Linked DNA regions of Mus musculus: region 2 is linked to region 1. Evidence: chromatin contacts called from ENCODE POLR2A ChIA-PET data. All regions are on one chromosome and are shown on one strand. Each heading gives the region's core, a stretch centred on a gene start or an enhancer-like site at or near the end of the contact. The rest is flanking DNA. Distances are from core to core; before and after follow the strand shown.

Evidence for each region. ChIA-PET counts read pairs that join two places held with the same protein, here RNA polymerase II (POLR2A).
Region 2: POLR2A ChIA-PET joins it to region 1 with 12 read pairs in embryonic stem cell. The contact joins the promoter of Nutf2 here to the enhancer-like site in region 1. POLR2A ChIA-PET finds 5 or more read pairs at or near these places in 2 of 5 experiments (Patski and embryonic stem cell).

Annotation. Positions count from the first base shown.
Region 1 is chr8:105,796,610-105,803,598 of GRCm38, forward strand. All of the region lies in intron 3 of Ranbp10 (RAN binding protein 10), which reads right to left. Among named protein-coding and RNA genes, the nearest start is that of Ranbp10, 27 kb to the right of the region's middle. Within about 2 kb of position 3,007, at least 1 of the 3 ENCODE cell types and tissues checked has a DNase peak (open chromatin) inside an H3K27ac peak, as active enhancers do.
Region 2 is chr8:105,857,920-105,864,908 of GRCm38, forward strand. Nutf2 (nuclear transport factor 2) reads left to right here and starts at 2,614. Exons shown (of 5, transcript NM_026532.4): 1 at 2,614-2,786.

The sequences.
Region 1 (6,989 bases), core at 1,757-4,256:
AAAAAAAAAAAAAAAAAAAAAGAGTACCGACTGCTCTTTCAAAGGTCCTGAGTTCAAATCCTAGCAACCACATGGTGGCTCACAACCATCCGTAATGAGATCTGACGCCCTCTTCTGGTGCATCTGAAGACAGCTACAGTGTACTTAGATATATTAATAAATAAATCTTTAAAAGAAAGAAAAAGAAAGCAAGCAGAGAGCTGAGGTGAAGAACCCAATAAGGAAGTCATGGATGCTGAAAGGACAGACAGCAGCAGAAGCATGGGACAAGATGAGCAGAGGGCCTGCAGGTTACTCTAGGAGCACACTGGAGGGCTAGGAGTCTGGCTATCAGCAGAGGACACCTGGTCTTTGCAAGAAAACTTCCATTTAGAGCAAGCAGTTCGGGCTGGCGAGATGGCTCAGTGGTTAAGAGCACTGACTGCTCTTCCGAAGGTCCTGAGTTCAATTCCCAGCAACCACATGGTGGCTCACAACCATCCGTAATGAGATCTGATGCCTTCTTCTGGAGTGTCTGAAGACAGCTATGGTACTTACATATAATAAAATAAATAAATCTAAAAAAAAAAAAAAAAAAAAATAGAGCAAGCAGTTCACTGTCTGCCAGCCTTAAGAACCAAGATTCTCAGGGGATGACTTGCTTAAGAGCTGAGTGCAGTCAGGGCGGTGAGCAGGACTCTCCTGCTGGACGGTCCCCGGGCTGTCCTCTCAGTGCCCTCTCGGAGCCTGGCCAAGCCCAATTGACCCCTCACAAGCCATGAGGTCCTCTTAAAGAAGACCAATACTATGCCACCACTCCTATAGGCCCTTCACTCAGCTACTGCACATTAGAATAAGACAGGAGATCCACAGGAACTTAGAGACGTGAGGAGTCCAGGGAAGAGAAGGAAAGAGGAGAAAGATCTGTCAGTCTCATACTAGTTCTGTCTGGTTTCCAACACTCAAGTGGATCAGGGCCATAAGAAAATGTGTCTGGGGGTTGGAGAGATGGCTCAGCAGTTAAGAGTACTGACTGCTCTTCTGAAGGTCCTGAGTTCAGGTCCCAGCAACCACATGGTGGCTCACAACCATCCAGAATGAGATCTGACGCCCTCTTCTGGTGTGTCTGAAGACAGCTACAGTGTACTTAGATATAATAATAAATAAATCTTTAAAAAAAAAAAAGAAAAAAGAAAATGTGTCTGTCCATGCCTGCAACACTCCTTCAAGGTTCAGAAGAGGCAGTATTAGGGGCCAAGCTCCAACTAATTCTCAACAGCAAGCAGCAAGACAGATCTAACGTGGGCTTCCAAAGTTAACACCTCTCTGACTGGTTTTCACAAGAGCTACTTGATACAGGCTCCAATGTCGCCAAGATTTAGTATCAAAACAGCCACTGTTTCATTAATAAAAACATTTTTTTTTTCAATTTTGCAAGACAGCACTCAAGGGAAAGAGGCAGGCAGATCTATGAGTTCAAGGCCAGCCTGATCTATAACTTGAGTTCCAGGATAACCAGAACTATACTGAGAAACCCTGTCTTCAAAAACACAAATAAAAAAGTTAACAAAAAACAAAACAACAACAACAACAACAAAACAGCCGGGCAGTGGTGGTGCACACCTTTAATCCCAGCACTCGGGAGGCAGAGGCAGGCTGATTTCTGAGTTTGAGGCCAGCCTGGTCTACAAAGTGAGTTCCAGGACAGCCAGAGCTATACAGAGAAACCATCTCGAAAAACAAAACAAAAAACCCAAACAAACAAACAAAAAAGTTAAAATAAAAATTTGAGTCAGTGTCTCACATAGCTCTCATATAGCTCAGACTGCCTCAAAACTCACCAAAGAGCCAAGAAAACCCGAACTTTCTGACTGATTTGCTCCCTCCCAGCGAGCAAGGATTAGAGGCTGCATAACTATCCTCCATGTGTGGGCTTCTGCAGTGCCAGGGATTGAAACTTTACACGCCAGGTAAACACTCTGCCAAGTAAGTTGCAACCCCAAACTTCATTTTTACAAGCAATGGTCAGCAACTCTCTGGAGATAAACAAACAGCTTACAGTCCAACTGTCCACTGCTCTAAGCACTAGGGCTTGCTCAGTCACCTCCCAAAGAGCTAGCCGCTTCCATCTCTCCCCCAGGAATTCTGTCCAGGTCACTTCATGAAGTTCCGGGCCACTGAGACAGGTTCTAACTGGTCCCCTTGTAGCTGTTGCTGTCCTTCCAACCTGTACTGTGGCTTCCTCAAAACACCCAAGACAATCCACACGCCCTACTGGACCCTGCCAACCGTACAACCCAGTCCCACTGGCCTCCAGTCATCCTCTTACACCTCAGCAATTCTGTACCTCTTCTATCAGGATCTTTATTCTACCTACAGCTTTCTTCCCCATCTGACCTCCCCTTACCACGTGTCATCTCACAACCCTGGCCTGACTCATCCCGCCCTGATCAGTCCCTTCAAAGCACGGATGCCCAATGTGGGGTTCTCAACTACATGTTTCTCCCCTACTGGGCAAGTTTCACAGAAGGGGAGACTAGTTACCTCAGGGCTACACTCAGTGCCCATCACAGAGTATGTGCACGATGCATTATTGGGTTACAATGAATGAGACACCCCCCATAAAGCACCAAGAACAGACAGCCTAGAACACGAGGCCACTTGGTTATCTACAGCCCCAAGAGCAAAGGGCCTGGGGGGCGAGGGTCAAGGAAAATTCTGTTCACACAATGCTATAATGGAAACAAGGAAAGCTTCCCAAGCTTCCTGTGGAAACAGACCTGGTGCTGCTTCCCCAGAAGCTCCACAACAAAGGGAGCAAGGCAACTTGACACCCACAGCCTGTCTAGAGAAGACAGACCTCCAAGAAGATGAGGGCACGTGCCCTGACAAGTTTCCCTGCAACACTGGAAAAGCTAGCCCACAGGGGCCAACCTCTAGGGCCTCCTTGGCCCAGGATCAAGGGTGATCCTTTTCATTCTAGTGGCCTCTTTCAGGATGAAAGAGTATTGCTGCTACCACTTATAAATGCTGAAGCGGCAGCTTGACACTGACCCCACCCAGCAATTCCAGGCGAGTTGCCAGAACATGAGGAGGGAGGGCACCTAACTCCTCCAACCAGCCGGAGCGCTCAGTGCACCCCTCAGATCACAGTTCTTATCCATGCTGAAGGTATTTCTGTTTGTCTAAAACAGAGTTTCACTTACATAGCCCAAGCTGGCTTCAAGAGATCTTTCTCTCCTGAGATGAACGCAAGAGCCATCACACCTGACTATTTGTTTTTAAATTGAAGAGCAAAATTTTTGTTTGTTTATTTGTTTGTTTTGGTTTTGGTTTTTTTTTTTTTTTTTTTTCCGAGGCAGTGTTTCTCTGTGTAGTCCTGGCTGTCCTGGAACTCACTCTGTAGACCAGGCTGGCCTCGAACTCAGAAATCCGCCTGCCTGCCTCTGCCTCACAAGTGCCGAGATTAAAGGCGTGCGCCACCACCGCCCGGCAAAGTGCATTTTACTAAAGGGCCTAAGCTGGTTGAGAACTCACAAGCTTCCAGCCTCCGGTTCCTGACAGATGTGTGCCAGCACACCCAGCCCTGGTGAGGTTCTTGTACTTTCCTGTGACTCCCCACGGGTACCTGGATATCCATGGCTCCCCAGAAAGAAGTGACTAAGCCCCACTTTCTAGTCCTCCCTCCGTATTGAGCATAATCCATACACCCATCTCCAGGTGACCTGCAAACAAAAGCACAAAAGGCCCTTACCACATGTTAGGGGCAAACCCCACACTCACAAACCCAACAAGCTTTGATTTCTCACCCAAACAACCCTCAAAACAAAACAAAAATGACTTTCTCTAAAATGTACTGACTCGTAGGTGGTTTGCTTTGCTTTGCTTTGCTTTGTTGTTTCACATTGTCTTGTTTCTATGTGTGTGGTGGATTGGAAGAAGGGATGTATGTTGTAGCGAGATTTCCCTACCTGTGGGTTCTTCTTCCCTCCACCCTTTTTCTCCCACCTTTCAACCCCTTAAACCTAGATAAGAGAGAAAAAAGGATATGGAGAAAAGAAAGAGATCCCTGAATAAAGTCGGGGTCAGGAAGGGGGGCTATTGTTAGACTTCCTGCTGATTAGGGGCGTTGAGTTCCTTGGGGCAAGTTTGATCTTTACAGTCAGGATATCTAATTTCTTCTTGTTGTTTCTTCTTTTTGCACCACTACTTAAACTACAACCGACAGCAACCAACAACCCACCAACTGACTCTGCCTCTCAAGGCTCTAGCATTTATATGCCCTCTGAAAAGTCCCCAGAATTCCAAATGTCACAGTCACAGTACTATCTCCAGCTGGCAAAAATCACTAGGCAAATCATAGTCACCTGCTGCGGACAATCTGAAGCAGTCCATATCTCATAACTTGGATTAAAACAAAAACATTCGGGCTGGCGAGGAGGCTTAGCGGGTAAGAGCACTGACTGCTCTTCCAAAGGTCCTGAGTTCAAATCCCAGCAACCACATGGTGGCTCAGAACCACCCATAATGAGATCTGATGCCTTCTTCTGAAGTGTCTGAAAACAGTTACAGTGTATTTACATATAATAAATAAATCTTTCGGGTGAAAAAAAAAACCGAAACATTCATATATTTCTGTGTTTTTTTTTAAGAAACCAAATTCCAAAATTGTCACTCCACCTTTTACATTTTGAAACATAGTCTCTGGTCTGTGAACTTCAGGGATCTGCCTGTTTCCACACACACACACAGCCCAGCACTGGGGTTACATGTGTGTGCTACCACACCCAGCTTTTACATGGGTCTGAAGATCTAAACTTAGTTCTCAGGCTTGCTGCAGCGGGCACTTTACCAATCGAGCCATCTCCCTTGCCCATCTAAGTTTTTCTAAACGAGCAAATATAAAGTAGTCTATATAGGCTGTGTGAAATAGGTCAGTAGTAGAGAGTTTGCAAGTGTAAGACTCTGTGTTTAATTCCCATCACCACCCTCAGAAAGAAAAAATAATCTGCACACACAGCACTGAAGTAAAGGACCTCTCCCAATGACACAGCAGGAGTCTGCTCAACCAAACCAGACATACTGAGTTATCTCAATATACACACATTTACAACCTAACTGTCCACTTTAAGGATGGACGGGCAATGTGCTGGGGACCAAACCCACAACCTCATTACTGAGCTACACCCTCAGGCCCCAGTTCACTCATGACTAAATGTTTCCATTTAGTATCTTAGTGTGAGAGAAGAGTCTTTCTGTAATCCACAGGCTACCACTGCCTACAGTTCCACAAGCTGAGAATAGAAAGTTCTTACTGTCCAAGAGTCCCAGCTTCAATTCCTCTGGTAGGACCTCCCTCTACACGGAGTTAGAGGGAATTAATTTGACCACATCTTGCCTACACAAAGCAATCCTGTAGCTCCCAGCTGCTTCCTGAAGGAGGAGGAGGAGGAGACTACCATCACCATGTCTTGGAAGAAATGCAAACCCTTCTTCCAACTGACTAATTCTGATTGTCCTCTAGGGAACCAGGCACCCCACCAGAAAACATATATGTACTCACAGGCATAGACCTTACTATAGATCCACCTGGTAGAGTCATCAATATCAGGATAAACACAACTGAGAAGCAGAATTCACTACCTCTACTACTCTCTCTTCCCTCCATTAAACATGCCTGTGCCTATCATGGGTGTTACACACCTAGCATACAATGTTCATAGAATGGATAATTCAAAAACCTGTATTATACCAAACACCAATACTATCCACAATGGAGACATAAAATAGTACTTGGGCTGATGAGATGGCTCAGAGGGTAAGAGCACTGACTGCTCTTCCAGAGGTCCTGAGTTAAAATCCCAGCACAACATGGGGGCTCACAACCACCCATAATGAGATCTGACTTCCTCTTCTGGTGCATCTGAAGACAGCTACAGTATACTTATTTATAATGATAAATAATTCTTTGGGGGCTGGTGAGATGGCTCAGTGGGTAAGAGCACCCGACTGCTCTTCCGAAGGTCCAAAGTTCAAATCCCAGCAACCATATGGTGGCTCACAACCACCCGTAATGAGATCTGATGCCCTCTTCTGGTGTATCTGAAGACAACTACAGTGTACTTACATATAATAAATAAATAAATCTTTAAAAAAATAATAATAATAATTCTTTGGGCCAGAGCAAGCAGGGACCAAGTGAGCAGGATTGACTGGAGAGAGCAGAGGTCCTAAATTCAATTCCCAGCAACCACATTAAGGCTCACAACCATATGTACAGCTACAGTGTAATGATATACATAAAATAAATAAATCTTTTTTTAAAAAGAAGTACTTCTCAAAACAAATGTCCCTCCCCGGGCTAAATATGAAATAATATAATCCTTAAGATTAATATAAAGGGCTGGGAAGTGGTGGCGCACGCCTTTAATCCCAGCACTTGGGAGGCAGAGGCAGGTGGATCTCTAAGTTCGAGGCCAGCCTGGTCTACAGAGTGAGTTCCAGGACAGCCAGGGCTACACAGAGAAACCCTGTCTCGAAAAACTCCCCCAAAATAAATAAATAAAATAAAAAGATAATAAAGGGCCAGAAAGATGTCTCAGAATGTACGGGCATGTCTCCAAGCACACAAACCCAAGTCCAATTCCAGGAATAAACATGGAAGGAGAGACCTGCTTCCTGAAAGTTCTGCCCTGTCTCCTATATAAGCCAACATGAGTATACCCACAAGCATATTCATATATACAAAGTAAATTTTTAAAAAATGTAATAACTTTTGTTTTGTTTAAAAACAAAACAAAACAAAACAAAAAACAAAACAAACAAGCTAGGCAGTGGTGGTACGTGCCTTTAGTACCAGTACTTGGAACTGCCTAAGGAGCTGTCCGGCAGAGCTCAGATACAACATGAACTCAAGAGGAGCCAGCAGTCAGTGAAAACGAACGAGGTCAGAAACAAGCAGAGCCTGTGGGGCCTAGCTATGATCAAAACACTTGGGAAGCAGAGACAAG
Region 2 (6,989 bases), core at 1,364-3,863, 61 kb after region 1:
ACTCACTTGGTAGGCCAGGCTGGCCTCAAACTCAGAGATGTACCTGTCTCTGACTGAGATTAAAAGTGTGCACCACCATGCTGGGCTTAATTTCGTTCTTGAATTCTCATCTACAGTTGAAGTTTGTTTACTATCTCACCTCTTGGGACGTGTAGTGTCTGGAACACATGTGGATGTAATTAACAAACCAGTGAAGTCCAGAGCTAGAAGCAGCCTCGGCTCTTTCAGGCACCAGCGACTTGTTACAGATACATTCATTCCCGTATACCTTCATTGTGAAAGAGGTAGGTGAGCAGAGGGCATTAAGGAATTGGTTTGTAATCCCTACACTGGTTTGGCTGCCTCAGTTTTTAGATTGGACATTGGACAGGTAAGATGGCATTTTTATCTGTAGTTGTAAGTAATTCAGCTCAAAGCTAATGGGGAGACCTGAGTGACTTTTTTTGTTTTTTCGAGACAGGGTTTCTCTGTATAGCCCTGGCTGTTCTGGAATTCACTTTGTAGACCAGGCTGGCCTCAAACTCAGAAATCCAACTGCCTCTGCCTCCCAAGTGCTGGGATTAAAGGTATGTGCCACCCACGCCCAGCAGGATGTACTCTTTAACTATTGATTCATCTTTGTAGCTCTGTAGATGCCTTTTAACATTACCTGTTTCTGTGACTGTTGGGACATGCGTGTACTCTACCTCCTTAGGCTCTGGCTCTGTTAAACTTGACTATGACTGTAAGCTGGAGTGAACCCAAGACACCAGGGTCTACTTCCCTTTTTGTCCTTTGGCTCTGAGTTGGGAAATGGGTCTTGAGAAAGCTGCAGTATTAGCCAAGCATGGTCGAGCACGCCTTTAATCCCAGCACTCAGGAGGCAGAGGCAGACGGATTTCTGAGGCCAACCTGGTCTACAGAGTGAGCTCCAGGATAGCCAGGGCTACACAGAGAAACCCTGTCTAGAAAAAAACCAAACCAACCAACCAAATAAACAAACAAAAAGAAAGCTGCTGTATGTGCTGTATAGGTGCCCAGTTTAGGAAGAAGCTACATCGGCCTCTTAGGGTTAGCTCTGGCTTGTGATCAGGTGGTGAAAACACAGCAGTGTATTTTCAGGCTACCAACCAATACCCTTCCCTTAGAATGGGGGCTTCTCTCTCCAGCCTGTCCTTGAGTTCCTGGTCTTCCAAAGAACAGATGCTGTCACCTTGGTTCTTTTGAACCCATTAGCAACATTCCTTGGATCCTTCATCCTGTCTCATGATTTGCTTGTGTTTTGTTTTCTTGGTGGGGTCAGGCTCCTGATGTGTCGCCAACAGGGTAACATGGAGTTCTTAGTGACCAAGCAAAGTGGTCTGGATAGACAGAGGATTTTTTTTCTCTTTTTTTTTTTTTTTTGGTTTGTTTTGTTTTTCGAGACAGGGTTTCTCTGTCTCCTGGAAGTCCTGGAGCTCACTCTTTAGACCAGGCTGGCCTTGAACTCAGAAATCTGCTGTCTCTGCCTCCCAAGTGCAGAGATTAAAGGCACGTGCCACCACTGCCCAGTTTAGACAGGGGCTTTAATCAAGAAGCTTAGCCTGGTTTTATCAGTCATCTCCAGGAGGTGGGGTGAGGCTAAGAGGGCAAAACAGAAGTATTAAAGAGTCTTCTGACTAGGAAGATAGGGGTGTTTGCAGCCATTTTCCTTTTCTGTGGTTCTGTGGGTTGGTAGCAGAGCCATTTGCCCAGCACAGGCGGGACGGAGAGGCGTTACTTCAAATATTTGTGTCACCCAGGAAACTGAAAAGGATATTGAAAGTAAAGGGGAAGGGGTGGGAAGATTATTTACAGTCTGGCCATTTAGGAAAATTACGTTTCGCCAGTTATCTTTCAATAAAAATTAAAGTTGGAAGGTGAGCTGGCTCCGTGGGTCGCTAAACCTGAGAGAATCTGATTTCAAGGCCCCCATGGTGGAAGAACTGACTCCAGAAAGCTGCTTCTCTCCTCCACACCCATGTCGTGGCTCATCCCTCCTCAACACAAATAAACAAACAAAAATAGTTGCCCTGTCTGCTCCAACAAAACAAGTAAACCTGGAAATCAAAAAAAGAAAACCCTCACGATTCTGTTTTTAAAAATACCTCTCTGTACACGTGAGGTTAACCTCTCCAACTATGGGCCCACCTTAGATGAGTGTTTAGAGTTTCAATAAAAACCTAGTTACCTTCCAACCAACTTTGGGATAAGTGGCTTCCTCTGAGACACAGCTAACTCATTGAACAAGAGAGGAGTGGGTTTCGCCCCCGTGGGTTGATGCTAGAGGAGCAGAGCTGGTAGCCAGGGCGCCTAAAGGGAGTAGGCTTTGGACTAGGGGCCTAGGGAGGGGCTGCTGGGACAAGCCAGCCAGCTCCAAGCTAAACCAGGCTCCCATGGAGGCGGGGTCAGGCTCCATAGGCCACATACACTTAGGCGGGGCCAAGCCAGCTGGGACCCAGCTACAACCGAGACCTGATCCTTGCCTGGCGCCAACTCCGTGTTCCAGAGGCTTCCGCTAGACCACAATTCTCAGGGGCTCACCCGGACCGCCTCCCTCCCTAACTTAGCCTCTCCTCCCGCGCTGCGAGCCGTGGCTGCGCCTCTGCGAATGGCATTCTGGGAAATGTAGTTCTAGCTAAGCTCACTAAGGCGTATAAGGAGCATACTGGGACTACGTTTCCCTGAGTGCAGCGGGACGGGCGAGGGAAGGCAAGGGGGAAGGGACAGTCGGTCGCAGACCGCGCTGGGTTGCCGCCGCCGCTGCCGCCATCGTGCCAGCCCCACGGGTGAGTGTTGGGGCCAGCGCTCCGGGGCGGGGGCTGGGCCGCAGGAGCCGCGCTCTAGGCCGCCGGGAGCTTCTGCTTCGAGGCCCTGGGAGGCCCCTCCCCTCTTCACACCCCCACGGCGGCCCGAAGAGGCACGGGGCCCGCACCATGTGTCGCGCGCGGCTCCGCCTACCGCGGATTGTCTGCGGCCGCGGCCCGGGGAATGCTGAGAGCCTGATGGACGGCTGTCCGGGCCACCCTGTGTCTTGGCTGATGGCCAGATCTTTTTCTTTTGTCCGGACGATCAGGATAGCTCTCAGGGCCCGGCCCTGTGTGGCCTTGCCTGGCTTGCTCGAATCCTGCAACCTCTGCAGGCAGGTTGGCGGGCCGATCCCAGACCCACGTCCCACCACCCGCCGGCGAAGATCCGGGGATGGGCAACGCCACCCAGCTCGCTCCAGAGCCAGCATGGGTAAGGGTGGCCCTCCTGCCGCTGCTGGGGCTTGGGACCATTGCCCGGTTCCAAACCATAGCCCGGCTAGGATGTAGGTGAACGCTTCTCTGCTTGATTGCCTGCTGGGAGTGCACGAAACTTAACCTCTACCTCGGTAGAACCGGTGCTGCAGTGTCCAGCATGGAGGACAAGGGCAGGGATTCTGGGGTGGGAGGGGATGCCTCGTGGGACTTTACCTCTAGCTAGTCCTGGAAAATAAGGACCTAGTATCTTTGGAGAGGCAGCTCCAATCTTATCCATGACTAGACTCCAGCTCTGGGGTGGGTTGTGTGAGCCTCCAGTGTTTTTGTTAGATTTCTCAGTCAGGGCCCAATTCTAAAGTACGTTAGAACCTCCTAGAGTTAGCAGGAAGATGACTCCTTACTGAAGTGATGAGGTCGGATTTAATTCATGAAGAAATGGACTCCATGCTTGAGGTTTTTGAGCCCAGAGAAGGTGGAAGGGGCCTTGTGCCTATGGCACTGGCTTAGACTGTTTTTGCCTTTTGAAGTTGTTTTGTAGATCTAGAACTAGAAGTCACGATGTCTGCTTTCTCTTCACGTGTGCTAGGGCTGCCTGTGAACAGTCAAGAAGCTGGATGGGTCTAGAGAAAGTACCTTAGCAATGGCACCTCAGGTCATCCATCACCTTGAATTCCTGGAGATGTAGTGTATTTGACTAGTTACTAGTAGGCAGGCTTTGAGAATGCACTTCTGTTTTGAGTGATGATTAGGAACTAGTGGAGAAAAGCTCCCAGGACTTGGCAGAAAGCATCTCTTGTCAGGTTGAATTCTCTGGTCTGTTGCTGGCTTCTGTGTCACAGTTCTTAAAAGGCCTAAGAGGTCCCAGAGACCTGGGCAAGCAGAGTGCCCAGTCTCTTAGGATGACTGACTTAGGGCCAGAAAGCTGAAAGCCACTATCTTTAGCGCCCCCTGCTCCCTGAATATTTCCTCAGTACTGTTGCTCTGGCTTTCACTTGATTTTTTTTTTCCCCCTCCAGTACAGTTCTCTGTCCAGTCATTCTCCCTAGTCAAAGGCCACAAGCAAATTGCTCAGCTCTCACCAGGGCCTACCTTCTATGGACTGACTCAGCTTCTTAATCTCTATTATAGCTGTTAAGCACATGGAAGTAAGGCTTAGCCAATAGGCTCTGGAGAGACTCCCTGGTGTGCTAAGCTAAGCAGTTGGGAAGGACTATCCACAGAACATAAAAGGTCAAAGAAGTAGGAGCCACTTGGAACTAAAAGCAGCTATTTCCACACTTTTTTTGGAGACAGGGATGTAACTCAGTTGATAGATTTCTTGTTTGATCACTAGCACTGAATAAACTGGGTATGGTGGTACAAGCTTGCAGTCCAGTTTACTTACCTACCATCATAGAGGTAGGAACATGAGGATCACAAGTTACATCTTCAGCTGCATGGGAAATTCAAGGTCAGCCTGGGATACATGAGACCCCGCCTCAAAGAACTAAAACCAACTCCAGCTTGTCTCAGTTTTAGATGAGTTGTGTTTATGGCTGTAGATCAGCTTGCATATTCCAAGCTTTTGGGTGGTGTGTGCAGAGGAGATATCTCTCTCCCTCTCCCTCTCCCCTCTTTTCATAGTGCTGGGTAGGAATCAAACCTTAACTTTATAAACACTAGGCTATGTATACTTTTGCATCTTCAGGATCAAAAAGATAGTGTTCAAGAAATTTGGGTTTCTCCTTATTCCTTAAAAGTTCTCAGGAATGGCTCAGTGGGTAAGAGCACCCGACTGCTCTTCCGAAGGTTCAGAGTTCAAATCCCAGCAACCACATGGTGGCTCACAACCATCCATAACAAGATCTGACACCCTCTTCTGGATTGTCTGAAGACAGCTACAGTGTACTTACATATAATAAATAAATGAATCTTTAAAAAAAAAAAAAAAAAAAAAAAAAAAAGTTCTCAGGAGCCAGGAGGTGGTGGCGCACGCCTTTAATCCCAGCACTCGGGAGGCAGAGGCAGGCGGATTTCTGAGTTCGAGGCCAGCCTGGTCTACAGAGTGAGTTCCAGGACAGCCAGGGCTATACAGAGAAACCCTGTCTCGGAAAAACCAAAATAAATAAATTAGTTAATTAATTAAAATGTAAATGGTGACATATGCCTGTAGTCCTAGCACTTGTGAGACTGAAGGGGTGATCAAGCATTTCAGACCAGCCTGGGACAAGACCCTGCCTCAAAAACAGCATTGATAACAACAAAAACGTGGCAGAAAGCATCTCTTGTCAGGTTGGATTCTCTGGTCTGTTGCTGGCTTCTGTGTCACAGTTCTTAAAAGGCCTAAGAGGTCCCGAAGACCTGGGCAAGCAGAGTGCTCAGTCTCTTAGTATTCAGGTCCTCAACCTGCTTGGGGCTGAATGACCCTTTCACAGGGTCGATCATCAGAAAACACAGCATTGCAGTTTATGACCGTAGCAAAATTACAGTTACGAAGTAACAATAAAAGTTGTATGGTTGCGGGTCATACACACCATGAGGGACCTTATTAAAAGGTCTAGGCAGTAGGAAGGTTGAGAACCACTGCTTCAGAGTAAGAGAGATAGATAGCTGAGTGGGTAAGAATGTTTGCTCGTGAAGACACTAGCTTGAATCCTCAACACCGATGTTAAAAGCCTGGCCAAACTCTTAGAACTTCAGCATGGTCAGAAGCAGACAGGAGCTTTGCTGGTGCTTGCTGGCTGTCAGCCTGGCTCCACCCAAGAGCTCGACCTCTGATGGTTTCTTTTGACCTTTAGGCACGCACCTGTGCCTGAGGGTCATGCAGAAGACTCTGGTAATCTTATCCCTTGGTGAGTGGCAGGAGGCTAGAGTTCACGACCAGCCAAATGGTGGCACACGTCTTTAATCCCAGCACTTGGGCAGAGGCAGATGGATCTCTAGGCTGAGACCAACCTAGTCTATAGTTCAAGTTTAGGACACGGAGAAATCTTGTCCCGAAAAACAGAAATACAGTTCAAGGACAGTCAGTTCTATATATAATGAGGCCATGTCTCAAAATAAGCTTCAGGATTCCCTTAGTTGGATATTAGCATTTTATTTGACAGGAGCAAGGTTTGTTTTTTCCTCTGAGTATTCAGATTTCTGTTCCACAACCATTCTTTGGTCCTTTCTCTATGTTTGACTCTGGGATGAGGCTGGGGAGTGGTGGGGGAACAGCACAAATCCTGTCTATTCCTGATGTTAGAGAAAGGTGTCAGTACGAAAGATGAGGGAGTAGTGCTGGCCTTGTGTGCTGAGGGCTTAGTTGGAGAGAACTGCAAGGACTCTTGATGCTGTGCAGAAGAGGGGGCTTTTAACAGGCCAGAGAGCATTGAGGGCAAAACTTTAGTGGGTCCAGTGACTGGCAAAATGCCTGGCAGGGGCCAGGTACTCTCAGAATGCCTAGGAGTGTCACAGACATAGTCTGGCCTCTCCCCTTACCTGAAATATGGGTGTGTAACATCTCACTTAACAGAGACTCCCCCTTGAGCAGCTTGGATCAAGTGACAATCAGTTTTTCCTTGAAATCCATCCTGTTCTTCTGCTCCCCACCTCTGGAGTGGCCAGACAATAAAGTTAGTTTTCGAATATTTTACATTTCTTTAAAAACATTTTATATGTGTGTGTGTATATATATACATACATATATATATACACACACACACACACATATATATATATATACATATATGTATATATACATATATATTCTTTTAAAGATTCATT